Linked DNA regions of Homo sapiens: all the other regions are linked to region 6. A link is a contact called in ENCODE Hi-C or POLR2A ChIA-PET data. All regions are on one chromosome and are shown on one strand. Each heading gives the region's core, a stretch centred on a gene start or an enhancer-like site at or near the end of the contact. The rest is flanking DNA. Distances are from core to core; before and after follow the strand shown. Region 1 has its middle 20 kb from the start of HMHB1. Region 2 overlaps ARHGAP26 (Rho GTPase activating protein 26). Region 3 overlaps ARHGAP26 (Rho GTPase activating protein 26). Region 4 overlaps ARHGAP26 (Rho GTPase activating protein 26). Region 5 overlaps ARHGAP26 (Rho GTPase activating protein 26). Region 6 holds the start of NR3C1 (nuclear receptor subfamily 3 group C member 1). Region 7 overlaps ARHGAP26 (Rho GTPase activating protein 26).

What was found. Hi-C counts contacts between places; a loop is a spot of excess contacts on that map. ChIA-PET counts read pairs that join two places held with the same protein, here RNA polymerase II (POLR2A). Pooled maps may share reads with other maps.
Region 1: a map with no recorded cell type shows a loop between it and region 6 (4-fold over the local background). The contact joins the enhancer-like site here to the promoter of NR3C1 in region 6. A Hi-C loop is called at or near these places in 3 of 37 single-sample maps with no recorded cell type and 2 of 50 pooled maps. POLR2A ChIA-PET finds 5 or more read pairs at or near these places in 2 of 52 experiments (OCI-LY7 and activated B cell).
Region 2: a pooled map shows a loop between it and region 6 (4-fold over the local background). The contact joins the enhancer-like site here to the promoter of NR3C1 in region 6. A Hi-C loop is called at or near these places in 1 of 168 maps with a recorded cell type or tissue (PC-9) and 9 of 50 pooled maps. POLR2A ChIA-PET finds 5 or more read pairs at or near these places in 7 of 52 experiments (CD4-positive, alpha-beta memory T cell, MCF 10A, PC-9 and 4 more).
Region 3: a loop to region 6 is called in a map of psoas muscle, with 7 times the contacts of the local background. The contact joins the enhancer-like site here to the promoter of NR3C1 in region 6. A Hi-C loop is called at or near these places in 45 of 168 maps with a recorded cell type or tissue (A673, CD4-positive, alpha-beta memory T cell, GM11168 and 31 more), 36 of 37 single-sample maps with no recorded cell type and 33 of 50 pooled maps. POLR2A ChIA-PET finds 5 or more read pairs at or near these places in 20 of 52 experiments (AG04450, BJ, CD4-positive, alpha-beta T cell and 15 more).
Region 4: a map of CD8-positive, alpha-beta T cell shows a loop between it and region 6 (5-fold over the local background). The contact joins the enhancer-like site here to the promoter of NR3C1 in region 6. A Hi-C loop is called at or near these places in 65 of 168 maps with a recorded cell type or tissue (A673, B cell, CD4-positive, alpha-beta T cell and 41 more), 37 of 37 single-sample maps with no recorded cell type and 46 of 50 pooled maps. POLR2A ChIA-PET finds 5 or more read pairs at or near these places in 7 of 52 experiments (A549, CD4-positive, alpha-beta T cell, CD4-positive, alpha-beta memory T cell and 4 more).
Region 5: a loop to region 6 is called in a map with no recorded cell type, with 8 times the contacts of the local background. The contact joins the enhancer-like site here to the promoter of NR3C1 in region 6. A Hi-C loop is called at or near these places in 13 of 168 maps with a recorded cell type or tissue (GM12878, IMR-90, Right ventricle myocardium inferior and 9 more), 34 of 37 single-sample maps with no recorded cell type and 27 of 50 pooled maps. POLR2A ChIA-PET finds 5 or more read pairs at or near these places in 11 of 52 experiments (AG04449, BJ, GM12878 and 7 more).
Region 7: POLR2A ChIA-PET joins it to region 6 with 10 read pairs in A673. The contact joins the enhancer-like site here to the promoter of NR3C1 in region 6. A Hi-C loop is called at or near these places in 6 of 37 single-sample maps with no recorded cell type and 5 of 50 pooled maps. POLR2A ChIA-PET finds 5 or more read pairs at or near these places in 5 of 52 experiments (A673, MCF 10A, PC-9 and 2 more).

What each region holds. Positions count from the first base shown.
Region 1 is chr5:143,789,684-143,793,716 of GRCh38, reverse strand. No RefSeq gene overlaps it. Among named protein-coding and RNA genes, the nearest start is that of HMHB1, 20 kb to the left of the region's middle. RefSeq lists enhancers at 1,031-1,110, 1,231-1,330. Within about 2 kb of position 1,281, at least 3 of the 41 ENCODE cell types and tissues checked have a DNase peak (open chromatin) inside an H3K27ac peak, as active enhancers do.
Region 2 is chr5:142,975,182-142,979,013 of GRCh38, reverse strand. The region is part of intron 11 of ARHGAP26 (Rho GTPase activating protein 26); the gene reads right to left. It overlaps LOC107986457 (a long non-coding RNA gene), which reads right to left. Exons shown (of 2, transcript XR_001742909.3): 2 at 231-3,832. Among named protein-coding and RNA genes, the nearest start is that of ARHGAP26-AS1, 110 kb to the right of the region's middle. Within about 2 kb of position 1,978, at least 10 of the 41 ENCODE cell types and tissues checked have a DNase peak (open chromatin) inside an H3K27ac peak, as active enhancers do.
Region 3 is chr5:143,020,988-143,025,163 of GRCh38, reverse strand. The region is part of intron 12 of ARHGAP26 (Rho GTPase activating protein 26); the gene reads right to left. Among named protein-coding and RNA genes, the nearest start is that of ARHGAP26-AS1, 150 kb to the right of the region's middle. RefSeq lists an enhancer at 3,169-3,258. Within about 2 kb of position 1,528, at least 8 of the 41 ENCODE cell types and tissues checked have a DNase peak (open chromatin) inside an H3K27ac peak, as active enhancers do; they include GM12878, gastrocnemius medialis, heart right ventricle and 1 more, where a contact is called at or near this core.
Region 4 is chr5:142,921,888-142,925,962 of GRCh38, reverse strand. The region is part of intron 10 of ARHGAP26 (Rho GTPase activating protein 26); the gene reads right to left. Among named protein-coding and RNA genes, the nearest start is that of ARHGAP26-AS1, 55 kb to the right of the region's middle. Within about 2 kb of position 1,647, at least 3 of the 41 ENCODE cell types and tissues checked have a DNase peak (open chromatin) inside an H3K27ac peak, as active enhancers do; they include CD8-positive, alpha-beta T cell and natural killer cell, where a contact is called at or near this core.
Region 5 is chr5:143,049,540-143,053,310 of GRCh38, reverse strand. The region is part of intron 14 of ARHGAP26 (Rho GTPase activating protein 26); the gene reads right to left. Among named protein-coding and RNA genes, the nearest start is that of ARHGAP26-IT1, 140 kb to the left of the region's middle. Within about 2 kb of position 1,575, at least 9 of the 41 ENCODE cell types and tissues checked have a DNase peak (open chromatin) inside an H3K27ac peak, as active enhancers do; they include ascending aorta and gastrocnemius medialis, where a contact is called at or near this core.
Region 6 is chr5:143,401,654-143,405,619 of GRCh38, reverse strand. NR3C1 (nuclear receptor subfamily 3 group C member 1) reads left to right here and starts at 1,934. Exons shown (of 9, transcript NM_000176.3): 1 at 1,934-2,409. LOC128966704 reads left to right here. Exons shown (of 2, transcript XM_054328421.1): 1 at 1-286; 2 at 704-954. The coding sequence ends at 734. RefSeq lists enhancers at 1-265, 99-338, 739-878, 919-988, 266-1,033 and silencers at 1,039-2,308, 2,549-2,628, 2,839-2,938.
Region 7 is chr5:143,083,174-143,087,170 of GRCh38, reverse strand. The region is part of intron 17 of ARHGAP26 (Rho GTPase activating protein 26); the gene reads right to left. Among named protein-coding and RNA genes, the nearest start is that of ARHGAP26-IT1, 110 kb to the left of the region's middle. Within about 2 kb of position 2,595, at least 3 of the 41 ENCODE cell types and tissues checked have a DNase peak (open chromatin) inside an H3K27ac peak, as active enhancers do.

The DNA of each region.
Region 1 (4,033 bases), core at 32-2,531, 390 kb before region 6:
AATAAACATGGATCTTGTGGAAATAAAGACAATTGTAGGGTGGTACAGAAGAGAAGGAGGAGAGTTATCTGAAATTTTAACTCTAAATTTTATTTACTTCCAGTGGGAGGGAGTGCTCAGGCTGAAGCTTCCTGGTAAGCAGAAGGAGAATGGTCCTTAGCCGAGGCCTCACAGCATAACACTAAAGAGCACAGACTCTAACATCTATCAGACCTGATTTGAATTCCAGCTCCACTGCTCCCAAGCTATCCACAGAGAGCATGTTTCTTCACATTCCTAAGTTCCATTTTTCCTGCTGTAGAATTGGGTAACAATAGTGCCCTCCTGTGAAGATATTAGGAGGCTTAAGTGAATTTTGGATGTAAAGTGATTCACTCAGTGCCTTGAGCATAGTCATAAGAAACTGCCACCCTGAGCTCAATCTTAAAATCCTCAACAAAGCAACACGGTTTGTACTGCTGTGTTGTAAGGGGCAGAGGGAGTTGCAAGTGAATCACAACAACCTTGCAGAAAATCTGCTTCTGCTCCTGCGAGATAGGACACACAGCAGCCATATCTTACAGGGACAAGTTGCTCCACGTATCTTGTGCCTAAATTGCTATTCCTCTTCCTCTCACCCCCTGTGATGAACCCTGGGTCCTTAGGGGCTCAGCTGGTATTTTCAGTGTTGTCAAAACTAACTTCCTAATTACTTGAATTACTATAACTTGAATTTTTTTCAAATACATATAATTTTCCAGAGACCACTAATTCTCTTTTCATAAAATAAAGTCCTAAAATAATCTAGTTGTGTTCTTTCCCCAAAGGCCTTACAAAAAAAAAAAAAAAAAAAAAAACAAGGAATATGTGCTTTTGAAATCACCTCATGTCTCCTGGATTTCCTCATTCACCAGCAAAAAATTTAATAATGGACCCAGCACAATTCACAGCGGGGGAGGAAAATCTGCCACCCAGTCCTCAAGGGAAGAGACATGAGGTTGACTGCAGAGTGAAAATTTAATCTCTGCCTGAGGTTCCAAAGAAAAGGGGGTCTGAGCCGATTGTTCAATTACACACTCAGTAAGCACATGGTTGTGTTATCCCTGCTGAAAAAGGGCAGTGAGCCAGGCTTTCATTCTTGTGTTCAGCATACGGGAGACTGCAAAGACCACACAGATGGCAGACGACAAAGAATAACCCACTTCTTCACGAAGGCAATAAGTGAGTTTCTGTCTGGTGGTAACACAGATTGGGTGATTGTGGCTGGCAGGCGCAATTAGTTGTAAGCTTGATATGGCCATGGGGAGTGAGGGGCCCAACATAGATTTCCATAATATAGATAGCCCTTAGATTTTACTAGAAATTATCCCAAATCCTATGGGAATATCTGTACTTGTGAACACACAGTTTCCTCCATAACATTCAGATGATTTCAGATCCTTAGTGACTCTGACCTAAACTAGTTTTCTCTGGCTAAGAATGCTTTTTCATACCCCTTTCACTTTCTCTTCCTTTTCTTCACTGGCACTAACATTGGCTTTTTTCAGAAGCAGTTTTCTAAAAATAAATCAAATATTTTTTGTTGTTTCCTAAGAGTCATGGCACATGTGGTAGGGAAGGAACAATGAAACCATGCGGAGATGGGGATATGGAAGGTGGGCAGGGGGCTAGGCTCCCTCACCCACTAGACCAGACATATGAACGCATGTCAGGGGAAGAAAGGGAAACAAACCTTACTGATTTCTGCCCTTCGCCTGGTATGATAAGAGTTCCTTCCATGTCATATCGTCTTACTCCAGAGTTTATACTCATAAACACTGTTCTTTATAGGAACTCTGCGAGGTTTGACCTTATTATGTCCATGTAATGACACAGAAACTGAGACTTGAGAAGGTCAAGAAGAAAAATCTCTTAGCAGTGTGTAGGATCTTTATGGACCTGTTCCATAAACAACAAGAAATCATGGTTACATTTTGCTTTATGGCAACAACAGGTCTCAACCAAGGCTATATCTCAGAGTTACTTAGAACTTCTGAAAATGAAGGTTTCCATGTACTGTTCCTGATCTACGGAATTGGAATCCATCACCTGTTATCTATAGAATGAAATTGCTAAGTAGCCTTTTAGTCAGCAATTTCATTCCATAGATAATCCTGCTAATTATAAAGAATAACTCTTTTATCTCATTTAGTTTTGCAATGGCCCTTAAAGGAACTACTGTTAGGATTCCTATTTTATTGATGAGGAAAAAGGTACAGAGAAGTCTGGGAACATGCCCAGTGTCACGTAGGAAGCGTGGAGGCAGAATTCAAACCCAGGTTGTTCGTGCCTGAATTTTTCCCACTACATATTTATTGTCTTCCCAACATTCAGGATGCTTCAAAAGAACACAGGGCTTTTGATGCCCAGACATTCCTACTATTTTTCCAAAATCTATTAAAAATGGGGATGGCAGAGCATCTATGAATATAATTAATACCTGGTATTTCAATAGCAATTTTTAATTTAAAAGGGCTATGTATTTATTATGCTATTTAATCCTCACAACAACCTAGAAGGAAAATGTTATTTTTCTTATTTTACAGACAGAAAATTAAGCCTGGGAGGGATTAGATAATCTATCTTGGATCCTACAGCCAATGAGTGATAGGCCCTGGATTCAAACCCAGATTCTCTGCTTCCACAGCCCTCCCCACCTTGGCCTTACTAATAGTTCTTGGACCTCAGAGGCAGCCTCTTTCTTTTCTCTGCCTTCCCTGCCTTGCCACACAGGCTTTGTGTTTCTTTGTGCCTCCTGATGAAGAATACAAGTGCAAATAGCAAGAGCTTGATGCCATCAACCTGTGATTCTGGACAATCTGATGCAATCATCTTTCTCACAGCATCCTCAAGGAATAAATCACAGGAAAGAGCTCCTGGGCTTTTCGTTTGTTTTAAACAATAAGAGATGTTCAAGTTGTTATCAGTGTTTGAGGTTTCTAATCAGCCTAAACTGTCTGCTCTATAATATATGCTGACCTTCTAGACTGATAAACCTGCATAATTATTGACATCTGCAAAAGTTAGTGTTTGCATATTATGTTGCGGACACAGTTCTGACAACATTGGGAGCAGCAAGTATTAGAAATCATTACAGGCAGGCTGGCTGTGAGAATGGTACTTTCAATTGTACCAGGCAAATGGCAAACAGATGAGTTTATATCAAGGCTAGAAATAAATTTATGTTTTCTCTATATACCCAGCCTTCAGATCAAGCCAAAACAGCAATTTTTGTTTTCATCAATTAGAGAAGACAGTCTCTTAGGGGTCACAGCTGGTTTATTTGCCATGTCTGTGACAGCAACAGTGGCAACAAAAGCTGATATACGTCATTTAAATAAAGGCATACAGTCTTGGTGTTATTTGGTGAGACCTGTCATCAAACTAAAAAGTTAAAAATCAATCAACGTTGGGGCCGGGCGTGGTGACTCACGCCTGTAATCCCAGCACTTTGGGAGGCCAAGACGGGCGGATCACGAGGTCAGGAGATCGAGACCATCCTGGCTAACATGGTGAAACCCCGTCTCTACTAAAAATACAAAAACACAAAATTAGCTGGGCGTGGTGGCGGGCACCTGTAGTCCCAGCTACTCGGGAGGCTGAGGCAGGAGAATGGCGTGAACCCAGGAGGTGGAGCTTGCAGTGAGCCAAGATCGCACCACTGCACTCCAGCCTGGGCGACAGAGCAAGACTCCATCTCAAAAAAAGAAAAAAATAAAATTCATAAATAAATAAATCAACTGTTTGTTTTTATATGTCATAGCAAACCAAATAGCTCCACCACTTTTTTTTAATCAGAATTATTTAGCTTATAAATTGACTACAACCCAATGTGGTGTCTGATTTTAGTTCACTCATTTAAAACTATTTATTGAGCACCTACTATATGTAAAGTATTGTGCTAGCTCTGAGGTTACAATTAAGAATAGCATAGGTGATAGCTCCTGCCCTCATGGGGCTTACATTCTAGAGACAGACAGAGAAGTAAATTAGTAAAATAAATTATTTCCTTGAA
Region 2 (3,832 bases), core at 729-3,228, 430 kb after region 6:
TGCATTTCATTAGGTGTCTTAAGTCACTTTTGTTTTAAACAGTTTCGCCTCCTTTTTCCTTTACCCTAGCATTGCTTTATCAGAGGATATGAATCAGCAATGCTTTAATTCCTTTTTCAAAAATAAATGTGGTAAAGTGTCAAGATTTGATGAAGCTGACTGGTGAGACATGACTGGCCATTATATCATCCATTATGCTTCTTTATATTTTCCCCCAATTTTTTATCTTGAAAATTTTCAATTTTTACAAAAAAAAAAAAAAAAAAGGCAAACTCCTTTCTTGACATAAAGCTCCAGGATTAAGATAATAATAACATTTATAGGGTGTTCAAGAGGTGGAAAGTATCATGCCAATTGATTTCAATGGATTATCTCATTCAAATGCACTGAGAACTCTATGAAGTCAGTGTTAAAATCATCCCCATTTAACAGGTAAGAATCTGGGGCATAAAATTATTCTAAGTAGTCAGGGATGGGACCTAAATTCAACCCAGGTTGTCTGAAACCAGACCACCCTCTTGGCCACCATTCTATACTGGTGCTTCGGTTTCCAGTTTCAGATTGGTTATGTCAATGATGAGAGCAGCACCAGCCAACCCTGGCTATGTATTTTCTGGATGGGGACACAGGTACATAGACAGAGCCCCTCACTCCAAAGATGGCCAAGGATTTCTCACACATTATCTCATACCTCCTCATCACCCAAGAGAAAGAGAGTCGAAGAAGTGGAGAATGAATTTAGGCCAACACTGCTATTGAGGAAAGAGGACATGCTTTGACCATGACCTACCACTCATGGCCTTTGAGGCCTTGGGCAAACCCTAAGCCCCTCTGAATACAGTTAAGACCCAAGGAGAAGCGATCCGACCCCACGCCAATTAAAGCAGAAAAAAAATTTTTAAGACTGAATGTGCTCATTGTGGGAAGGCCTACAAGAACCTAGGAGTGAAATGGAAAATATTTTCAAGATGTCGGATCACTGAAAATAAGTCAGAGGAGTCAAGAGGAACCAGGTCCTTTTCCCATGGCTTTGCAAGTGATCTGTCAACCATCCCAGCCATGGGCTGATGAAACCTCTCAAGGTGCTGCTCCAGTTTCTTCATGCTGGTGAATGTAGCCAGGAAGGAAAGCAGTAGTGGTACGAACAGAGAAACACAAGATACCAGAGCTCGCTGAACTGTGCTGACAACTTACACCCTGGCGCATCTCTGACTCACTGACTTCCTCCGTGAATTTTTGTGGTCAAGGCAGGATAACAGATCTGTCTTTGGGGAGGCAGTGTGAAATGTTTTTGCTTCCTCTCCCTACCACCTTCCATCTTCTTTCTTAACCAGGAGATGGCTAGCAACTTCTAGAGACAGCTGCTTTGGAAGAAGCTGAGCACACAAAGGTTGCCTCCTCACCCAGGAAACTGCTGAGTTCAACGCAAAGACTGGAGGCAAATGTCCAAAGATCCGTATCCAGCAGGGGGAAAAAAACACCTGGCTGACCTGTGGCAGCCCCAGGACCAACAAAAATCTGTCAACAACCATCTACGTGCTTTTAAAGCAAATCAAGATTTCAAAACAGGATTCTTCCACTGTTGTTTTTTTTTTAATAAGGTTAATTGATGGCCCTCTGTGTGCCAATAAAAGAATGTGGAATATCTGTTTGAAGTTCTCTTTATTGGCCCAGCAATGCCACAAATTGTGAAATAAAAGGAACCATAATCTCAAGGAAGAACCGCGGGTTGAGGTGTTACTTTTATATAATTTTCTTTACCCACACCATCAATAGCCCCTCTGAAACTTGTCTTGTATGAGCCCTTGCAATTGCTCATTATGAGGAACATCTGTTCTTTCTGCCAGCCCAGAATCCATCCCCACTTTCTAACTAAAACTTCTCAATTTTCCTTTAGTGTACTCCTTCCCTCAGCTCTGTCTGTGTGGTTGGGCGGAGCTAACCCCAGGGCTAGCATATGACTCAGGAGTGGCCTCAGTCACAGTGACCACTTTAGGGATGAATACAGAACCTGGCCCAGGCCAATGAAAGAGCCTGCCCTGGGACTTTTGCTGGAACTATTACCACAGAGGTGTACTCTTGCGTGCAAATGGGTAGGGTACAGACCAGGAGCTTCTCCTGGTCTCCAAGGGCCTATCTTTGACACGATGAGGAGAACCTACCTGAGGATGATGGCAAACACAGAAAAGTTTGAACCAGCAGGTTCAAAATCTAAATTCTCTAGTTCACATACTATTTAAGTTGATATGCTCGCTTTTAAGAGTTGAAATTCCACCTACAGGGAACCAGATGTCTCTACAGAACTGTCTTTCCAATCTAGTTTAGTAAAGTCTCAATTTGTATTTTTGGCATGTAAAAAAATATCTTTTCCCAACAGGATATCTTATGAACGTTGCATTTTTCAATACACAGTCTTACTTAGGTGCGCTTTTATTCATTGAATTTATATTGGATGGATACATCTATTATGTATGGATGTTAAAGACTCCATTGAGACTATACAAAAATGTAGTAATAATGATTGGGTCAAATGTCCTAGCATTTCAGAGGCCTTGCTCTTGGGCTACTTTCAGGGTTAGCAAAAGGGCCAAATAGGGATCAAGAGATCTGTCCTTCCTTTAGCCGATAACCCCTGTCCCTCAGAAGCAGTAGATCCTCTACACAGGCTGCTAGCATGACATTAGTTCACTTATTCACTTCATAAACTTAATTTCCTTTAGAGAGGTGCTTTCTAAATGGTTTCATACTCCTATTTCAAACAGATTATTTCAAATGCTTTAAAGGAGTACTTTATGGAAGCATCACCATGTATTAAAAATCTGCAGAATCCTTCATGGGAAAGAGCTTCCAATGAAGTGAAATAGAATATGATGATACCATATCTTTACTTGGGTGTTAGGTTCTACAGCTAACATTTAAGGCAAAATCCAGATAGAGTGAGAATTTCTCGTGAAAAGCCCTTAAGCCGGGCATATGGCATAATATACTTTGCTTTGTTTAAACTGTACTGTACTGCCTGTCACTAAGTTCCACGGAGAGTTTTTCCTCCATACGGTGGTTTATTCAGCTGAGCACCAGACAAAGCAGTTACTGGTGTTCAGAGGCCACATTATATTCTTGTTATTTGCAGAATGCTTATAGTTGAATTCATGTAAGATAAATACATGTATGGTACACCTCAACCAATTTTATTATGTTTTCTTAATACTCTCCAGGCAACCCAGGACACAAAGACTGGAGCTACTTTTATCCTATAAAATCCTTTATTAAGTAATCTCAGGGACGCTGGGTAATAAAGTATACACAAGTATACACACTGCAATCTTAGGTACTGGGAATGATGAAGTTTACTGACTGTCGATTGGGAGATGATACACACAAGAAACATCTAAAGAACAAAGCTAAGACTAAACTTTCAGGGATCATCTTTATAGTTTGCTAAATGATCAAAGCTAAGTTGAATTAAAACTATTTATTAAGTAGCTAACTATGTGTAAGAAACAATAACCACATTCAGGTCATTTAATCTGATGGTTTTAAAACTATTAGTACAGAATATCTTTTATCAAAAATAGACAGACAGATAAAAATTGAATGTGAAACCCCAGTACACCAGCAAGATGAAAGCAGGGCAGCTCTGGAAGAAGCTGGGAGAAAGGTTTCTTTCACCTCAGCAACTGTAGAGTCCCAAAGATTCTTGAAACATAATTTGAAAATCACTACTGTAGACGCAGTTCTCTAGTCCTACCCCTTTTATATTAAAGCTGCAGAACCACAGGCCTAGGAGGGGTGAGCAGCTTTTCCAAGTCCATGCCGTTTAGCAGCACAAGGG
Region 3 (4,176 bases), core at 279-2,778, 380 kb after region 6:
ACTTTAAAGAGACTGTACAGTGCCACGTTTTTATATAAACGGGCTCTGGCTTTGGATAATGATGACATTATTGGTAATAAGAATAAAGCGCAACATTTAATCATTGCCGATAATACCAGGCACCATTGAGCAAAGGATGTCCATCCTAATCTCATTTATTCTTCCAAAAAAACCAAAGATTTAATTATTAAAACTATTCCCACCTTCAGACAAAGAAACTGAGGCTTGGAGAAATTAATTTCTCAAAATCACACACTCAGTAATTCTTGAGGCTGGGATTTCAAACCACGTGTGGAATACTCCAGAGCTAACACTTCTAAGCACTACTCTACCCTCTGCTCAATCTTACATGCCGATTGTGAGCTGCAGGCTCTGACAACTCTGATCAGTGCAGGGAGTGACCAAGTTTGCCCTCAGAATGAAGTCTCAGTTTTCACATCTGTAAATGGGGTCAATAATAGTATCTAGCTCATAGGGTTCTTAGGAGGATCAAATGACATAACGTATATCAAGCAGTGAACATGTTGCCCACTCCCCAGTATGTACTCAATAAACATTAACCACAATAACTGGAAGCCTGTACTCGGTGGCAGTGGGGGAAATATTTTAGTCTCTGTCTCAATAACCCCTTGCACTGGGCTTTAGGGGTTAAAGATGTAGCCAGGGACCTGCTCACTGTCTCTTGGCTGAAGCCCAAACTGGGATGGCAACGGGTGGCTCACACCTGCTCAGGCTGCAGCCTGCTGTCAGTACAGAGCCCACATCACTGAGGGAAAGGGGAATATTAGGCCATGGCAGAGGCATACACTGGCTGCATCTGCCAGTCTAAAGCTAGCTGAGAGAGAGGGTAGATTTGTCAAGTGTCTTTTAGGACAAGCAGAAAGGCTTCTGATTATCCATGCAAGTCCAAGGAGTACCACCACCAGTCATAGCTTTGGGGGCCAGGGTCTCATCAAACAAAATAGCTGGGAACTCAAATAATAAAATATCTGCAAAAACAAGCTGTTCCTGCCCCTTCTTCTCTCTCCAGCCCCCTGCCCTCCGAGCCAGGGCTATTCTAGAGCTGGGGTATTACAGCTCAACTAAATGTAATTCAAGCTCAATGCACCACAGCAACTGTGTTGCACAGGCAACTCATAATGAAAAGTGAGGTGTAGAAAGTCAGCACCTAGGGAGAGCTAGAATTATACCACCTCGCCTGACTGCGGCTCAGAAGATGAAAGTGGTGGCCACGGAAACTGCATGCACAGGAGAGAGGAGAAAGGGGAAAGAAAAAGGGTGTGGGGAGGAGGGCAGGAAGGAACGCAGGCAAGGGAGGGAGGCAGAGTGTCTGTCCTCTATCAGCTCAGACCTGGCAGGCCTGGAGAGAAAGCTGGAGGGGATGCTGCACTCAGCTGACTGCCTCGTGGGCCAGTGCATAGGCGGCCAGGCCACTGTGCCCATTAATGCCTTCCACCCTTCTCAGGTTTAAAAGGGGAAATGTTCTATTTATAAGCCACCGACCAGCAGAGGCCTGGCAGCCTCTGGATGGTTCTGATCCCAAAAGGATCCTGGTTACCGGTGGCTGCCTCCTCCTGCCTCTCAACTGTGGGTGTTCTAACAGCAAAAGGCCAAAGGTGACTAGAAGCAAAAGAAAAACAAATCCTCTTTTCTGCCCTCTGCTGCTTTCATGAGACGGTGGATTTTTGGTAATGGCTGAAGGCTTTAGATGTCTTTTAAAAATAGTGGCCCAGGCGATCCCATCAAGGCTTTCCCTACAGTTTTCAAGCCTAAATCTCCTTTTCTGTTTTACAGATCAAGGGAGGCTGAGGAACAGAGATGAAGGAAATGTACAGTCAGAGGCACAACAATAGGAAACAGAGCAATGGTAATGATGTCCCTCCCCATCTCCTCTCCTGGTCCTCAATCTTGTCCTCATAAAACAAGGCAAACCTGAATAAAACGCCATCAGGGAGTTTGCTCTGAATGACGGCCTAAAGAAGGATGAGTGGATGTACAGAAACAACATATAAAGCATTATGTTGTGTTGCCAAATCCCTGTGGGAGAGTGGTGGGCCACACTAAGGGTCTGACCCTGGGGAAGCCAGTCAGTGAAATGCGTGACCCTTGTGCACCCAGCACTGTGCACAGGTGTTTGAGGAACCACTGAGGGCTCTAATGAGGTGGTGCACTAAGAAGGAATATGGGATGGCCCCTCAGCCACAAAGAACTAGAGGGGTTAGATGTTGGAGTCTGATGATGAAATTCCTTCCAGCCCCCATGGGTGGACCACATATGAACAGGATGGCAGAATGGATCAAAGATTTCAAGCATATGAAGTGTTGCAGGAAAAAAATGACCCTGGCAATGAGGCAGGCTAGGGTTTGAGTATGAGCTTCACTACTTCTCAACTGTGCTCCCTTGACCTCTTTAAGCCTGTGAGCTCCTTTGGAAACTCAGTTGCTGTGAACAGCATTTGTACAAATGGCAGCCCATCGTGTGACACTTTCATGCTCCCTCTCAAAACCTCATGCCATCCCATTTAGACTAATTTTAAAAACTTAGCCTTGTGTTAAGCCAAGGGTTAATAAACTACAGTCCCTGGGCCAAATTCACCATTGCCTGTTTTGTAAAACAAAGTTTTACTGGAAAACACCCACACCTGCTCATTTCCATATTGTCTGTGACTGCTTTCACACTACCATAGCGGAGTTGAATACTCCTATAAAAATAAAAATATTTACTATCTGGCCCTTTACTAAAAAAAGTGGACCCCTGTGCTAAGCAATAACATTTGTAAAATCAGGGGATTGGCCAGGCGCAGTGGCTCATGCCTGTAATCCCAACACTTTGGGAGGCCGAGGCAGGCGGATCACCTGAGGTCAGGAGTCCGAGACCAGCCTGGCCAACATGGTGAAACCCCATCTCTACTAAAAATAAAAAAAATTAGCCAGGTGTGGTAGCAGGCACCTGTAATCCCAGCTACTAGGGAGGTTGAGGCAGGAGAATCACCTGAGCCCAGGAGGCGGAGGTTGCAGTGAGCCGTGATCACACCACTGCACTCCAGCCTGGGTGACAGGGGTCTCAAAAAAATAAATGAAATAAAACAAAATAAAATCAGGGGATTTCAGAGAACTTATGTTCCCCCACAATACACATCAAAATAAATACAGAAGTCTAGATGGTAATTTAAAATATACTCTCTCAAATGACCTAGTGTACCACCAGTGGTGTGCACACCCCACTTTGAGAAATACAGTAACGAGGATTAAATGAATGAACACTCATAAAGCACCAAGACTGAGAAACAGTAGCAGGTTGTCTTCCTCCCTTCAAGAGCAGTGTTACCAATCCAGCTGGCTTTTCCTTTCCAGTGGGTTTTTCCTTTTGTTGTGGGAGTAACTGGCCTGGCCAGATGATAAGAGTAATAACCAAGAGTAATTAGGCACTTACCAACTAATGTGCAGATACTAATGTGCTGAACTTTCATTCTTACAATGAGTTTATGAAGCAGGGGTATTATTATCCCCATTTTACAGAAGAGGAAATGGAAGCTTAGAGAGGCGCACCACCTGTCCAAAGTTCTACACCCAGGATGCTATTCTACACCAGCCACACATTACTCCTCCATGCAAACCCTCTCTCTAATCCACGTGGCGGAATCTACCCAAAGAGAATGATCTGAGATACGTACAAAGGCTGATGTACAAGGCCAATAACTGATGAAATTAATAACTTTTGAAGCTATTATGAATAACATAGGCCAATGTTATTTGTAATACCAAAAACCTGGAAAGAGCATTAGTCTAACAATGATAAATGATTCAACAAATTAAGATATAGTCCAATGACAGAATATTAAACAACCATGACAGGTGATACTTCTAAACATTTCATGACATCAGAAAATGTCTGTAATTTTTAAAGCAGAATACAACAAGCATATTCAACATAATGCCAGTTAAATTAAAATTCATACTGACATTGACAAAATACATACAAGACATCATTTAAAAAAGGCAAGAAGGAAGTATCTCTGGGAATAATATTACCAATGATTTTTGACTGAATGTTTCAAAATCATTTTGCTGTATTTCTGTAATATTCTACAATGAGTTCATATTTCCTTCTTCAATCACTGCTCTTCTCCCCACCTCCCAGTGTGAATGACAAATTGGCAAACTGCAGTGGGTTCTT
Region 4 (4,075 bases), core at 398-2,897, 480 kb after region 6:
GAAAAGCTATTACTAACTCCACCCCACTGAAACAAAAACACTCAGAATTTAACAGTACCGTTCTTTCTAAATCAACCTCCAAAGATCTAGAATTTACTCATTCATAAGACTATAAATCTTCTGTTGGCAAGAGTTCATTCCCCAGCTTCCATCCACACTACTGTATATTTAAGGGTCAAATTCAAAGTAGAAGAGCTGAGGCACCCACAGGAACACACAATCTCAAAGCCTGTGTCTGAAACCTGCCCCTTATGCTTATTTAGGAGACAAAGGGGAATGATAAGGAATGGAGCATCAGCTGCCATCCACTTGCAAGAAGAGTTTTGCAAGTGCCAGGGAAGGGAAGTGGTCCTTTGTTTCTAAAGTGCTACTGGGAAAATGAATTCCTAACAGTTCCTGGACAATGCAATGGTTCGGGTTCAGAAGAGCTTCATTTACACAAAGATATGGCCAAAGCCACATAGAATAATCTTGGAGAATGACACCTTTTCCATGTCTGTTTATGAGATTACAGACCCAAATGTCTACGGAGACTCGGTAAGTAAGAAAAATTAGGGAAACTGGATAAGAAATTCTTTAATCCAAGGAAAATAGACTTGGTCTTATGTTGCTCTTGGTTTTTTCTTTTGCAGTTTTACTTTCAGATAGAAACAAAGAACAAAGAATTATCTCCCCTCTGTGGGAAAAACAACAGTGCAAGTGCAAAGCAAAAAAGCTGTCACTCGTCTTCATGGGGGAGGTGGGCAACAGGGCATGGTGGGGACTGCGGCAGAACAGAGAGCACACACCCCACCTAAAGGAAATATCTGTCATTCAGCTCAACCGGTAGCTGGCATGCGGGAAGGCATGATCAGCAGTTAAAGATTTTTTTCAGTTTTAAACTGTTGCCTCAAACACTATTCAAGCCAAACCAAGCATGTCTGTGGACCACCAGTTTGCAACTTCTGTTGTCTGTGTCTTCCTCTGAATCTATCTGAGCTTCACCCTAGGTCATCATTACATGTTATAAAGTCATCCATCTCATGCATTAAGACCAACAATGAAGGATGCCTGTCTATATTCTTGATTCACCTTACAGTCAAACTCAGGAGAGTATCTCCAGGTCATCCACAAAGGAGGAACTTGGGCTACTTCCCTTTTTCTTCCAATACTCAAGGACACAGTGCCATCACTGGAAGGCAATGGTAATCTACTATTTGGAGACAGAACATATGAATCTGCACTACTATGCGTGCTCTGATGTAATAAACCATTGAGGTCCTTCTGCAAGACCTTTGTGCATGGAAAGAATTAATAATATGCCATGATAATCTGGGTGTGGTACAGGTGAGAGACAGAGGAAGTAAGAAACCAGAAGATGCTGCAACTGGCAGCCCCCAAACCACAGGTAGATTTACTGAGTGTTTATTATGTGCTAACCACTGTGCTAAGGACTTTACTTGTATTATCATTCATTCTTCACAATAACTGTATGAAGTAGACACTACCATTATTTCTTCTTTTAAAAGTGAAAAGACTGAGACTCACATAAATTACTTGCATAATGTCACACCACTAGTAAGTGCCAAAGCCTGCACTTGAACCCAGGTGTGCCTGAATCTAAAGCAAAGCCCATGCTTTAATGACAATGTTGTACTGCCCCCCTGTGCATGTAGCATACATGTCCTGGGATCCAGAAAGACCAGCATCTTAAGGAGAAGAAGAAAGGAAGGAAGGAGGGAGGGAGGGAAGGAGAGTTGGAAAGAGGAGGGAGGGAGGAAGCAAGGGTCAACCCTCTAAGAAGGTTTTGGAAGTAGCTTCTAATCAATTATTTAGAAAGGATCTGATCCTCTCAGCACTTTGGGATGCCGAGGCGGGTGGATCGCGAGGTCAGGAGATCGAGACCATCCTGGCTAACACGGTGAAACCCCGTCTCTACTAAAAATACAAAAAAATTAGCCAGGTGCGGTGGCAGGCGCCTGTAGTCCCAGCTACTTGGGAGGCTGAGGCAGGAGAACGGCACGAACCCGGGGGGCGGAGCTTGCAGTGAGCGGAGATTGCGCCACTGCACTCCAGCCTGGGCGACAGAGCAGGACTCCGTATCAAAAAAAAAAAAAAAAAAAAAAGGATCTGATCCTAATAAATGAATGAATCATAACCTATTAAAGCCTGCAACCTTAGTATTTTTAGAGGAATGTTCCTAAAATAATTAGGATCATAGCAATAATAATAGTCTAAAAAGTAGGTATCACCAACCACATCAGATAAGTTCTTACATTTTTATGAGAGACTGAAGTCGTAAAACATCGGGAAGCCCAAAGACATCTTTGGCATATTAAATTGCATGGCTCTTAAATGCAACAGATATTGACTGAGTTCCTATTATGTGCCAGTCATCATGCTAGGTATCAGGGACATAGAAGCAAGCAAATGTTAACACACTGCACAAGGACAAGGCATTATTCACTGATGGGATGAGTGAGACTCAAGGAGAATGCAAATACCTGTTACTACTATTGATAACAAACTATGAAAATATAGCTTCTGTTTCATGTATTTTTTTTTCATTTTTACTATTCTATCTCACAATCAACAGAAATGTACATAAGTGGAATGTACTGGTTGAACTGTTTCTTCTATCCAGAATTACATAATAGCTCATTTTTGGTTTTGATTTTAAAAAGACAAACTCATTTTATATTTAGAAATTGGTAAATAAACTGGTATATTCAACCAATAAAACTCCATATTTCACCAGGCAGACTAAAGAGTAAAAATAGGGTTGCCTCAATCACCCTCCCAATCAAGTCCATTAACCACCATACCCCATTCTTTGTTAAACCAGAATCAAACAGCAAACAGGCATGCTCTCATTTAATTAAAAGAAAAAAAAAAACTCCATGACAAGTTCAAACTACATGAATTCTAAGACTCCAAGAACTTCTCCACTAACTTATTTTACAGAACAGCCAAAAAGCAATTCAGAAACTATGGTATCGTCTCCCAACTCAAGTCATGGAAGTCAGAGTCATATAACACCCTCTGAGGAAGGAAAACTCCATTTCCTGCCTGAAATGTCATGGCATTGAGACCAGCACTCTAATCCAACCAGCAGGAAGGCAAAATAAAATATTATTTCAAACAAGGGGTGAGAAGGGGAGGGAGGGGAAGTCTGAAACCAGGAAAAATGGATTCATGTGTTGCAAAAGATAAAGGCACGTTGCACCAGGAGGGAAAAGTAGGACTGCCAGGTTCTCAGCACACACAGGACAGTGAAATCACTCATCTTTTCTGCACCATCCTAAATAAGCCATTCCTAAAGCAAAGGGCCTGGCACTTTAGTTCAAAGAGCCAGGTAAAGGGTAATGTTTAAACAGAGGCCCAACTAACTGAGCATGTTTGTTTTTGCAAGAAAGTGGGTATGAATGATTTGTGATGAAAGGGTGGGAGGAAGGAATTTCTAGAGAATGAATGAGTCATTTAGGATACTCTTCTTCCTTTAAGGAATAATACTCTCATGATTATTTTTTTCTACAGAAAACACACACACACACACACACACTCTTCTGTCAATGTATACAAGGTGTATATAGGACAGCTGATTTTCAACTGGACCTTCTAATAGTTACTAATACATACACAAAACTGCCATCTAGAGGTTGAATGTTGAAACAAAGTCTGTTACATAAGATGATCCTTTTTGGAAAACACATAATCTCAGTCACACAATTTCACAAAAACACACAAATGCATACACACACACCTCTTAGCAAGCTAGAAGAAACAATATTATTTTAATTTAAAATTAATACAGTTTCTTCTTGAGGCCATAAATTGGAAAGAGAGGGCATAACACTTTATCTTTATTTGAAGCATGTATCAACAACAGGTTATCACATACACAGTTTGAAAATGGAATCTTACCCTAGCAGGCCCTTTGCACATATAACCCGAATGCACCTGTATTTCCTCTCAGCTTATAGATAACTTGAAAACTCATGACACTACAGGAAAAGGAGCACCATTAAGACAAAAAGCAGGCTCACAGGAATATCCACCAAAGCTAAGGTTCACCATCACAACAATAAAGCCCCAG
Region 5 (3,771 bases), core at 326-2,825, 350 kb after region 6:
CTTTTTCCAGGGGTGGAGAATGAGATTCAGGACAGACTGGCCAAAAGTATATCAACTCTCTGGACTCAGTGCCTGGATGAGGGATGGCCCAAGACCTAAGCCTGCCCAATCAGAGTAACTCTCCAGGACTCACGAACAGATATTTGCTGTTTGCTGGGCTTGCACTAGGAGGTTATGTAACTGCCAGGTGCCACCACACAGAGCCTGAAAGTCCGACAACCCAGAGACAAGATAAGCAGAAATGGTGGATCCTGAACCCTTGTATTTGCCTCTCCTTCTTATCATATGAGCCAGTAAATTCCTTTTTCCCCTTAAGCCAGGTGAGGTCAGGATTTCCGTCTTTTTACAATGCAAAGAGATCTAAATGATGCACCAGGTAAAGGGAGGCAGCCACCAGACTGCATCTTTCTGAAGAGTCTCCAAGAATAATTCTGGGACATCAATGAAGAAAGCTGTTCCTCCTGCAGGACCAACAGCCTTTCAGCTGGAAAAAAAATAAGTCAGAGGTGGGCAGAAGACATTTTCTATTTCCTGGGAAAGAAACCACTTTCATCCAAATAGAAAGAGGCCAAATACTCATGAATGGCTTCAGGATTTAGCCTATCATCACCAGGTAGGGGCACAAATCCAGCTGGTATCTACTGCTCTCCGTGTGTTCCCCTGACACATACTGGGTTATGAGAGAGGAAAGGGTCCCCAGCTCAGAAACATGTGGCTCTCAAAGGCACAGTACCTGTATGATGTTTGCAGGTGACACTGAGCAATAAAATGAAGTCTTTCCTGTCACATGAAACAAACAAGGAAAAACCTAAAGAGCATAATTTTTTTTTCTTTTTTTTTTTCAGACAGAGTCTCACTCTGTCACCAGGCTGGAGTGCAGTGGCGCAGTCTTGGCTCACTGCAACCTCCACCTCCTGGGTTCAAGCGATTCTCCTGCCTCAGCCTCCCAAGTAGCTGGGATTACAGGCATGTGCCACCATGCCCAGCTAATTTTTGTATTTTTAGTAGAAATGGGGTTTCACCATATTGGCCAGGCTGGTCTTGAACTCCTGACCTCGAGATCCGCCCGCCTCGGCCTCCTAAAGTGCTGGGATTACAGGCATGAGCCACCGCGCCTGGCCCAAGAGCATAATTTTATTTCTGGGGCTACAGAACAGTAAATTCCATAGAGTTCTATCACAGCAAATTTCTGAAAAGTTCACAAAATGTGATTTTCCCAGTATCCAAAATGTCTGCCACTTTAATTTGTGTCTTTGCCATCTTGCACTCCCTGAATGGCTTTTTCCTGCAGAAGAGTATGTATCAAAAACCTCTGCTTTGCATGACCTCTTTCCCTCCCCATCCTAAGACACGTGGAGAGCTGCCATCCTGCATGGTTCCTGGATGTGAGACAAATGTTACTGTACATTTTTCTAAAGAAGAAACCAACTTCTACCCAAGAAGAGTGAACATGAAACTGAACAAGCAGCAGTTGGCAAGTCTGGGAGTTGTGAACTGTTGCATGAACCACATTTAGCAAACTAATGATTAGCTTCCACTTATTCGGGCTCTGTAACCATAGGAATATTGCGTAACATTAGAGAGGAGAGTCAAATTACAGCCCGGCTAAAGGGCTTTTTATAGCACTGATGAGGCAAGGCTCATAACTTGAGCACATCCATTTTAATTCATTTAAAATCCAAGCTAAGTTGAATACAGCCTCCCAAGCTACACCATTTTCAGAAAGTGCTGCTGATTTCCACACCTCCCTCCTGATGCTCCCCTCACTTACAAAAGCTTCCTGATGGCATCTGAATATGCCACAGAGACGTCATTTACACTCTTCTTTAGAACTCAGTACACTTCTCTCCACCATGTCCCTTGACCACTGCTGCTTAGTAAAACAGATCTAAACTAGAGGAGCAATCCAATGTACAAAAGGCATCATGTGGGGAAAGCAGAATGAATGTTATTTCCTCCTGAACCTACTATCACATGAATTCAGAAAATCAGAAGACACAGACTGGAAGCAGTGGTTATAAGCGGAGAACGTCTTAGAAATGTCACACTTGGATCAGTCCCAAGGGCCATCTAGTCTATTACTGTGTTGCAGACAAAATGAAGGATATTTTGGAGGAAATTATTAGGAAAGTTACCTATGTACTCTTGAATTTCCTAATAACACATTATAGTGTATGCAAATTAATCTTTTTCTCTCTTTAAGTGAGAAAGTAATACACGCACATGTTAAGAATTCAAAGAAAAAAAAACAGATATACATGAAAAGGTAGAGGCAACTGCTAATGCCAGCTTTTTATGTGCATTTCCTATCTCTAACAGTCCCTTCTGTTTTGAGATCCAAAAGCTCTTACTGGCTCAAGACCCAGTCTTAGGAGAGCCTGCCTGAAGCATCCCAACAGGCAAAGGTGATGGTGGCTGGAGCAGAGGAGGTGAGCTTCCATCTCTGTGTTTCTTCTTTGGGGACTCAGGATTGTGATTAGTAGCCGTATTGCTAGCTCCCAGAATGATCAATCCTCTATCCAAGTAGTCTATCATCTTCTGGTCCTGTCATCTTTTGTCTGCTACCCTTCACTGGTAGACAAAATTGGACATTTGCTCTTCTCATGGTTCCCCTACTCCAGTAGGCTCCAGTCTTCAAAGTCTGGGCTGTTTCCACTTAATCCTATGTAAGCCTTTAGGTCTTAGAAATCATCATAAAGCATTTTGATTTCTTCAGAAAGAAGTCATTGATTGCTTTTATTTATGCCACTCTGTGAAAAGGTATGGGAAATAAGGGGCATAAAAAAAGAAATGCAGACATTCAAGGTCCCAGAGTAAGGAAGGATAGTTCATGGCTGGATCGGCGGTAAGTGGGTGAAGCATGCTACTATAATTCCGTGCTTTACAGCACTGCTGTATAATACCTTCATTGTGTTCTCTGTTTTACTAAGTTTGCTTTAAATGTGGTTTAAAAAAAAAAAAAGAAGAAGAAGAACAAAAAAGGTTACAGGACGAGAAAAACAGTGATGCTGAATTTGCAGTCCTTTATCATCATGGTAAAAACACACAAAAAAGGGACACAAATTTTTAACAGCACAGAAAATTAGGCTCTCAGTCAACATTCTCCTGCCACCAGGATATCCACTAGGCAAAGCTTAGATGAAGGCCTGAGGAAAATCCAGCTGGGGAAACAATGTGATAGGTGGTGGCCCTCTGCCCACCAACAACATAGCCCAAGCCACCCAGGGGTGTGGGGGAAAGGCCATGCTGCAACCCCCCAACCCCACTCCAGCAAACACACTTTTGGGGGCTACTTTCTGGGGCACCCAGAGCTGTCATAAGATTATAATCCAGGCAATGAAATCAGACTACAGAGCAGAAGTGGAGGGGGGTCCTCTTATATCAAGGCAAGTGAATCAGAAGGAGAGCCGTAGAAGAAACATGAGAGTCATAAGGGAAGAACCACAGCATGCTTCAGATTATCCAGGAGTAAATCCGGCTTCTCCCAGGACCATGACCAAATACCAAAACCAGGAAAAATCAATGCAGGCTTATAGGTTCACTAAATGAAAGCTTTAAGAATACCAGAAAGTTGGCTCAAATTATGTACAATACCCCTCCAATCATCAGGTAAGATAATGATTCTAACAGGAATCAGGAAAATAGCAGAACAAGGAGAATCTATCCACAGTGAGCTTAAAAGCAAAGGTTTGATTAAACAGAAGATAAAAAATCCTATAAAATATTTGTTGGCAAAAAATACAGAGACCAAAGCACTCTGAAAAATAATTC
Region 6 (3,966 bases), core at 685-3,184:
GAGGCGGCCCCCGTAGATCGTCTCCGGACAAGAGGCTTGCTGAAAGCCTACTTCTTTCCTTTCACATCAGACAATGCACAGGGAACCGTTTACCCTTGAGAACCAAGGAAGGACGGCTTAGGCTACCCGCGATCGCGAACCTTTGCCAAGATGGTGGCCGCGGGGACGGGCTGGCGACACTGTACCCTACCAAGATGGCGGCGGGCGGCTTCCGGGACGCGCTTCCCCAATCGTCTTCAAGATGTCAGAGCAGGGGGAGCCGCCGTCAGTCTGAGCGCGGCGGGAGGTGAGAGAGTGGCTGTGGCCGAGCGCCCGAGCAGGATTAGGTGGAGCTGCGGCAGCCCCCGCCCGTGTCAGGAGCTGGCAAGCGATGTCACCTGTGGGGGCGCAAAAGTTACCTCCCCAAACCCTAAACCCACACAGCACAACCTTTCCCAGAGTCACAAAAATCATAATCTGTGCCGCACAAGGTAGGAGGCTCGGTCCCGGCATCGTCCAAGCCTTCCCGACGCGGCGAGCTGGGGAAGGGAGCTGGGGCGGGGGCTTCCCGCACGGGCACCCCTCGCCCCACGGCCCTCTCCTTTCTCAGGACGGACCACGAGTTCCCTTCCCCTTGGACTGAGGGGGAAGCTCCTAACAGGAACATCTGTAGGGAGTTGAACGCTGGCATTTTAAAGCTGCCTGTATTTTGTTTTATTTGTAGGGGCAGGGGTCCTATGAACGTGATAGGGTGAGCAACGCACAGAGTCGAGGGCAGCAAATGTCAAGATTCGGGGGTGGGGCCTGCACCGGGAACTTGGACGCGGGCCCTGGCCGGGGTGGAAGAAGAGGTCAGGAGTTTCGGAAGGGGGGCTATATTTCGCCAGCAACTTACTATTTCGCCTGCAACTTGCTTTTAAGCCTGCCGCCCCCTGCTTTCCTTAATCATAATAATAAAAAAAAAGTGCAAAGAAATCCAGCTCGCTGGAGGTTTTGCATTTGGCGTGCAACTTCCTTCGAGTGTGAGCACATTGGGCGGGAGGGGTGGGGGTTGAACTTGGCAGGCGGCGCCTCCTTCTGCCGCCGCCGCCGCCTCGCAGACTCGGGGAAGAGGGTGGGGGACGGTCGGGGCGCGGGGGAGGGTGGGTTCTGCTTTGCAACTTCTCTCCCAGTGCGAGAGCGCGGCGGCGGCAGCTGAAGACCCGGCCGCCCAGATGATGCGGTGGTGGGGGACCTGCCGGCACGCGACTCCCCCCGGGCCCAAAGTACGTATGCGCCGACCCCCGCTATCCCGTCCCTTCCCTGAAGCCTCCCCAGAGGGCGTGTCAGGCCGCCCGGCCCCGAGCGCGGCCGAGACGCTGCGGCACCGTTTCCGTGCAACCCCGTAGCCCCTTTCGAAGTGACACACTTCACGCAACTCGGCCCGGCGGCGGCGGCGCGGGCCACTCACGCAGCTCAGCCGCGGGAGGCGCCCCGGCTCTTGTGGCCCGCCCGCTGTCACCCGCAGGGGCACTGGCGGCGCTTGCCGCCAAGGGGCAGAGCGAGCTCCCGAGTGGGTCTGGAGCCGCGGAGCTGGGCGGGGGCGGGAAGGAGGTAGCGAGAAAAGAAACTGGAGAAACTCGGTGGCCCTCTTAACGCCGCCCCAGAGAGACCAGGTCGGCCCCCGCCGCTGCCGCCGCCACCCTTTTTCCTGGGGAGTTGGGGGCGGGGGGCGAAGCGCGGCGCACCGGGCGGGGCGGCCACGCCAGGGGACGCGGGCGTGCAGGCGCCGTCGGGGCCGGGGTGGCGGGGCCCGCGCGGAGGGCGTGGGGGCAGGGACCGCGGGCGCCCCTGCAGTTGCCAAGCGTCACCAACAGGTTGCATCGTTCCCCGCGGCCGCCGCGCGGCCCCTCGGGCGGGGAGCGGCCGGGGGTGGAGTGGGAGCGCGTGTGTGCGAGTGTGTGCGCGCCGTGGCGCCGCCTCCACCCGCTCCCCGCTCGGTCCCGCTCGCTCGCCCAGGCCGGGCTGCCCTTTCGCGTGTCCGCGCTCTCTTCCCTCCGCCGCCGCCTCCTCCATTTTGCGAGCTCGTGTCTGTGACGGGAGCCCGAGTCACCGCCTGCCCGTCGGGGACGGATTCTGTGGGTGGAAGGAGACGCCGCAGCCGGAGCGGCCGAAGCAGCTGGGACCGGGACGGGGCACGCGCGCCCGGAACCTCGACCCGCGGAGCCCGGCGCGGGGCGGAGGGCTGGCTTGTCAGCTGGGCAATGGGAGACTTTCTTAAATAGGGGCTCTCCCCCCACCCATGGAGAAAGGGGCGGCTGTTTACTTCCTTTTTTTAGAAAAAAAAAATATATTTCCCTCCTGCTCCTTCTGCGTTCACAAGCTAAGTTGTTTATCTCGGCTGCGGCGGGAACTGCGGACGGTGGCGGGCGAGCGGCTCCTCTGCCAGAGGTAAGAAGCGAGGCGGGAGGGGGCCGGGGCGCGCTCGCTCCCCCGAGGTGCCGCTGGGACCGGAGACAACTCGGGGGCCGCCGCGGGAGCCTACAAACTTTTATTAGCCTCGGGGAGTGGGGGTGGGGGGCTGGCAAGGGCCGGGCGACGGTGACGAAAGGGCAGCGCGCGGGTGACAGCGCTGGCCTCTTCCTCTCCCTCCGCAGGCGTCCCCTGGCCGGGCCGAGGGGGAGGAACCTGACCTCGGACGGCGAGCGGAGCCCTGTCGAACTGCCGGGGGCTTCGAGCCTCTCATTCCTCGCGGGAATCCTGGCCTCTTTTCTCCCCCTAGTGTCCCCTTTCCCTCCAAGGGGGTCGCCCGACACCCGTTTTCGTGGTGAACGCTAAGCCGCGTCTGAATTTTACTCGCCCGAATATTTGCACGCCACCCCGGCGCGCCCGAGCGCGAGCCCGGGCTCCGGGGAGGCCCCGGCGGCGCCTGGCTTGAGGAGGGCGTGCGGGGCGCGTGAGGGTGCACACGCGGGGGGCTGACAGCCCGCAACTTGGAGACTGCGGCCGGGGCCGGCGTTATCTGTTAGAAGTGGGCGTGTCGGAGAGAGAACTCAACAGGTCTGGACGTACTTCTCTTTTAACCTCGCACTTTTTTCTCTTCTCCACCCCCGCCCCGCAAGGGCTTGCTCTTTAGCGTTTGTTGTTAATTCGCGCCTGAGGTTTCTAAGTGGCCCCTTTTAGAAAAAGACCCCCTGTAACCGTAATGGTTTTGTGCTGCGATTTTTACAAGTGCTAGTTTGACGTTTGGGGTTGCAGACTTGATAATTGCAACCTTGTAATACCACTTAAGACCCTCTGGCATGGTTCATTAGGGCCAATTAATGTGGCTGGGTTATTTGCAACTTAAACTGGGGGATAATGTCGCTTGAGGGAGCGTTTTCGTTTTAGGAAATATTGTTTTGGTTTCGGGTTTGAAGGCAGCTGTCAAAAAAGCGGCATGGAAATTCATTGGGCTCCATTCGATACCTCGTGTTTAGAGATCGTTATCGCCTCAGATAAACGGGGCAGAGAGGTGGGGAGATAAGCAGTTTACCCTCAAGATTTGTAGTGGCAAGTCCACACCCCTCTCTCTACCTTCATATTCACTTTTCAGTGAGGGCCAGTGACATTTATGCTGCCTAACGTCATCGCATAGGAAAAGTTACCTTTTATTGGACGGGATTTGACTATAGTGTCCCAAATGCGCTTCTCCGTCTTAGCCCATCTCTTAAAACACCCTGATTAACGATATACTAACAGTCTTACTCTCTTGAGAATAGGCTGAGAATTGGGATAGGTGAAGGTTTGGATAGGTGAAGGCAGAGAAAATTATTTTGAACATTTTACTGGATACAGTTGTACCTGAATTTATATGAATGTGATTTTACGGTTCTGTGTTTTTCCATTTTTCAGTACTTCGATATTTGTTTGGAAAGGAAAGAACTTAGAGATGTAATAGCATTTCATATTGAGGATCTCAAGCAATGTAAACAAATGTAGCTTAATCTAGATGTTTTTGTGAGTTAT
Region 7 (3,997 bases), core at 1,346-3,845, 320 kb after region 6:
CATTAGCAGAGAAGTCTGGACTCTAAAGAGGTAGTGACTACACTCTGAATTCTGCACAAATCTTAAGGCATAGTATATTTGAGGCCCCTGATAACACACATGAGTCACAATGCCAAGGACCCTGGCAAACACTTTAGTGCTTGGGAATCTTTTTGGAACATGATCTAGCAAGCTCGTAAAACTCAGCAGACTGAATTGCGGGAGCTGCACCAAATGGGCGATATCAATAAATATTTGAGACAGTGGAGGTAGGGGGTAGGCGGGGAGGATCCAAAACTTTAATGTGGCTGCAGACATTCATGGATATCTGAGTGCTGGAAGAACCAGTCATGTCCAGTGGCCCCCCTCCATATCAACTAAAGTTAGTTCTGTAGTAATAAGACCCCTGAGCGAGAGGGAAGACTCAAGATGTGGACTTAGGCTGGACAAGAAAATTTATAGCCAAAGCATCTCACCAGCAGCCTTAAGTGCTAAGAAAGACAGAAAACATCTTGACTAATACAAGGCAGACTGGCTCAATCTCCAGCTAATAAACCCTAGAGCAGTGAGCATTTCACTCTTCAGACTAGAATGTCCAAGGTGAAAGGAACCCAGGATTAGAATTTATGGCTCCTTGAAGTCATTTCTTACTTTCTCATCTATTCAGGGACCCAAACAAGTATGCTGGCAAAACTTGCTTACATGATACACTAAAAATAAAGATGGAGTCCCAAGTTTATTTCCCAATTTATGGCTCGTTGAAGCAACTTCTTACTTTCTCATCTCTTCAGGAACCCAACCAAGTGTGCTGGCAAAAGTTGCTTGTATAAGACTCTAAAAATAAAGATGGAGGCCCAAGTTTATTTCCCCCACAGTCAAAATTCTAGAAAAATGATCAACAATGGGTTTGTGTCATTTTAGTAATGCCAGAGGGGACTGGAAGTTTTCTAGTTCCTTGAATGGCTATATGCAACTTAATATAGCCATCTGGAATAATTCTTTTTCCAGATACTCTGGAGAGAAAAACATTCTTCCAACATTTTTCTTATCATCATATCTGATGACAAGATCTGATCAACTCCTGTTCTTTTACAGGTGATAGAAGCCACCATTAGCAGATACCATAAGGAACCCTGAAAGGCCAGCTCTGACAGTCAAAGACTAGGATAAAAACAAGGGTTTTGCCTTGTTTCTTTGTGAAAAAAATTATTAATGGGAAATCTATCAGCCTTAGGAAGTCAAACCTTTCCTTGCATAATAGGGAAAATGTAGCTAAAACTATTTAAATATTATAAGAAACCATTTTTTAAAAAGTAAGACAATCTGAGCAACCAAGATGGTTTCCAATGAGTTTGAAATTCAGGACATTCTTTCGGTTAAGGAGGTTTGTTTCCTTCCTCGTACCCACAGCCACTTCAGGGCTGGGAATCCTCAGCTAACTTTTGGCACTCACTCAAATCCAACCAGATGGATAAACACTTGGTTTAACTGAACCAATGCTGTGGAGCGCTCTGCATCTGCTGCCGCTATCCTCAAAGTCTGGGACAGGGACAGCATGAATAGAGTCAGCTCTGACTTTCAGTGTTGCCTGCCTAGTTATAAAACTCAGACTAATTATCTGGCTTAAAAATTCATCATCATATGCAGTTACATTATTGCCTCTGTCGCGTTCTCCTAAGCTAATCTGTACCTTGACCTTTTCCTCTCTGTACTCCTGTGACACTGCTTGCCTTCACACATGCCATTAACTGGAACTCTCTTCCCTCTTGTCCCCCTCTTTTTTCTCAACTAATTTCTCAATTTCTTTACATTACCCACCTCCCCTATCCCCAAATTAGAGACCCTATGCTCTGCCTCTGTTTTTCATCACATATGTATATGAGACTAACTGGTGAATGTCTCCCCTACTATCTGCCACCAGAGGATGTTCTATGAAGCACCTACTGCAGGCCAGGCCGAGTGGGACAAATGATGTGATAGACACTGGGGCCTATCATCAAGAAGCTTGTCCTCTAACAGAGAGGAAGAAAAACAAGCGAATCAAGAGTTTCCGGGGCCGGGACCACAATTCGCACAACGCATGGGGTGAGGGAGAGGAAACTCTACCCGTGCAGAAAGCGTTTCTTTTTTTTTTTTTTTTTTTTTTTGAGATGGAGTCTTGCTCTGTTGCCCAGGCTGGAGTGCAGTGGCGCGATCTCGGCTCACTGTAACCTCCGTCTCCCTGGTTCAAGCAATTTTCCTGCCTCAGCATCCTGAGTAGCTGGGATTACAGGCACGCGCCACCACGCCCAGCTAATTTTTGTATTTTTAGTAGAGACGGAGTTTCACCACGTTGGCCAGGATGGTCTCCATCTCCTGACCACGTGATCTTTCCACCTCGGCCTCACCAAAGTGTGGGGATTATAGGCATGAGCCACCGCGCCCAGCGGAGAAAGTATTTCTAACGGAGATGTTGGCATAAGCAAAGGCAAAGAGGTGTGACTGTGTGCCCTACAAGCAGCTGGTTATTCCCAAAGCAGCGAGCCTTTGGCATGGAGTGGAGACAGGCGAGGCTGGAGAGGAAGCAGTGTCCAGATCACAAGATGTCTTTGTATGCCACGCTGGAGAGGGCAGAGTTCCCTGTAAGTAGGGCAGTAAAAAGGGCAGGGCTCCCTTTTGGTTAAAAACACGCCTCCCTCCAAATCTGTGGAAACTCAGGCCATAAACCTTCCCCTGCTCTTCTGCCAGATTTCCCATAAGCACCCCATGCATTCCGCTCAAGGGAACAAAAAGAGGGTGAGCAGCTTTTCCATGCATTCCAAATTCATTTCTATGAGCCATTGCCAATCAATCAGCACAGAGTGATGAGAATCTAGAGCTCATGGCTGGGCACAGACAGCTAAATCTGTCTGGTTCTTGTTCTCTTTTTTCTATTTTAATAGCATATAGTGAAAAACTTATTTTTTAATTTTTTAAACTAGGATTAAGTTTTAATGGCAGGGAATACTGTGACCACAGTTATGATCCCAAATCTTACTGAAAATTAATCTGTCCCCTACAGTCGGGTCATTAAGGCAGAGTCTTTTGAAGGTTGTTAAATTCCCACTCAATTATAGTTTTGACCACACTTTGAATGCATCCGGATGAGCTGGTGGCATCATATAAAAGTCAATGACGTGGACGGCGAGAGCCTGCAGATGCTTTAAAGTGGAAAGAACTAAAGAGTGTCTCCTCTTATCTTGAAGAACACTGTTTGCTCTAAAATCATGCCTTAATTTTTATGACACGTAATATAATGACTTGAAACTCAACCTTTGCAAATGAAGTATCTCAAGGTTTTCTTATTAGAGGGATAAGTCTGAGATATAAGATGGGAGAAAGATATATTGAATCGGAGTTAAGAAATAAAAAAGCAGCTGGGTGCAGTGGCTCATGCCTATAATCCCAGCATTTTGGGAGGCAGAGGTGGATGGATCACCTGAGTTCAGGAGTTTGAGACCAGCCTGGGCAACATGGTGAAACCCTATCTCTACTAAAAATGCAAAAATTAGCCGGGTGTAGTGGCAGGTGCCTGTAATCACAGCTACTTGGAAGGCTGAGGCAGGAGCATCGCTTGAACCCAGGAGGCGGAGATTGCATTGAGCCAAGATTGTGTCCCTGCACTTCAGCCTGGGCAAAAAGAGCGAAACTCTGTCTCCAAACAACAACAAAAAGAAGTAAAAAAGCTTAAACAGGAAATTCTTCTCCACTCAAAAAATATTTACTGTGCTCTTATGATGTGGTCAACAGAATGGATGCTGGAGATATTAAGAGACATAAGACTTGCTCTCTCATCTCACAAGGTATGCCTGAGTGGAGCAAAGGGGGAGAAAACGAGACAAAGATAAATTTGGCAGGAGTAAAACTGATCATTAGGCCGGTTACTGCGATGTATGCTTGAGCAGAAATACAGCCGGAATTTTAGGATCATATCTGCATGGTAAACCAGTTTCCAGAGGAAGTGATCCGTGGCCTAATAATGTAAACTAGCTCATAGCTA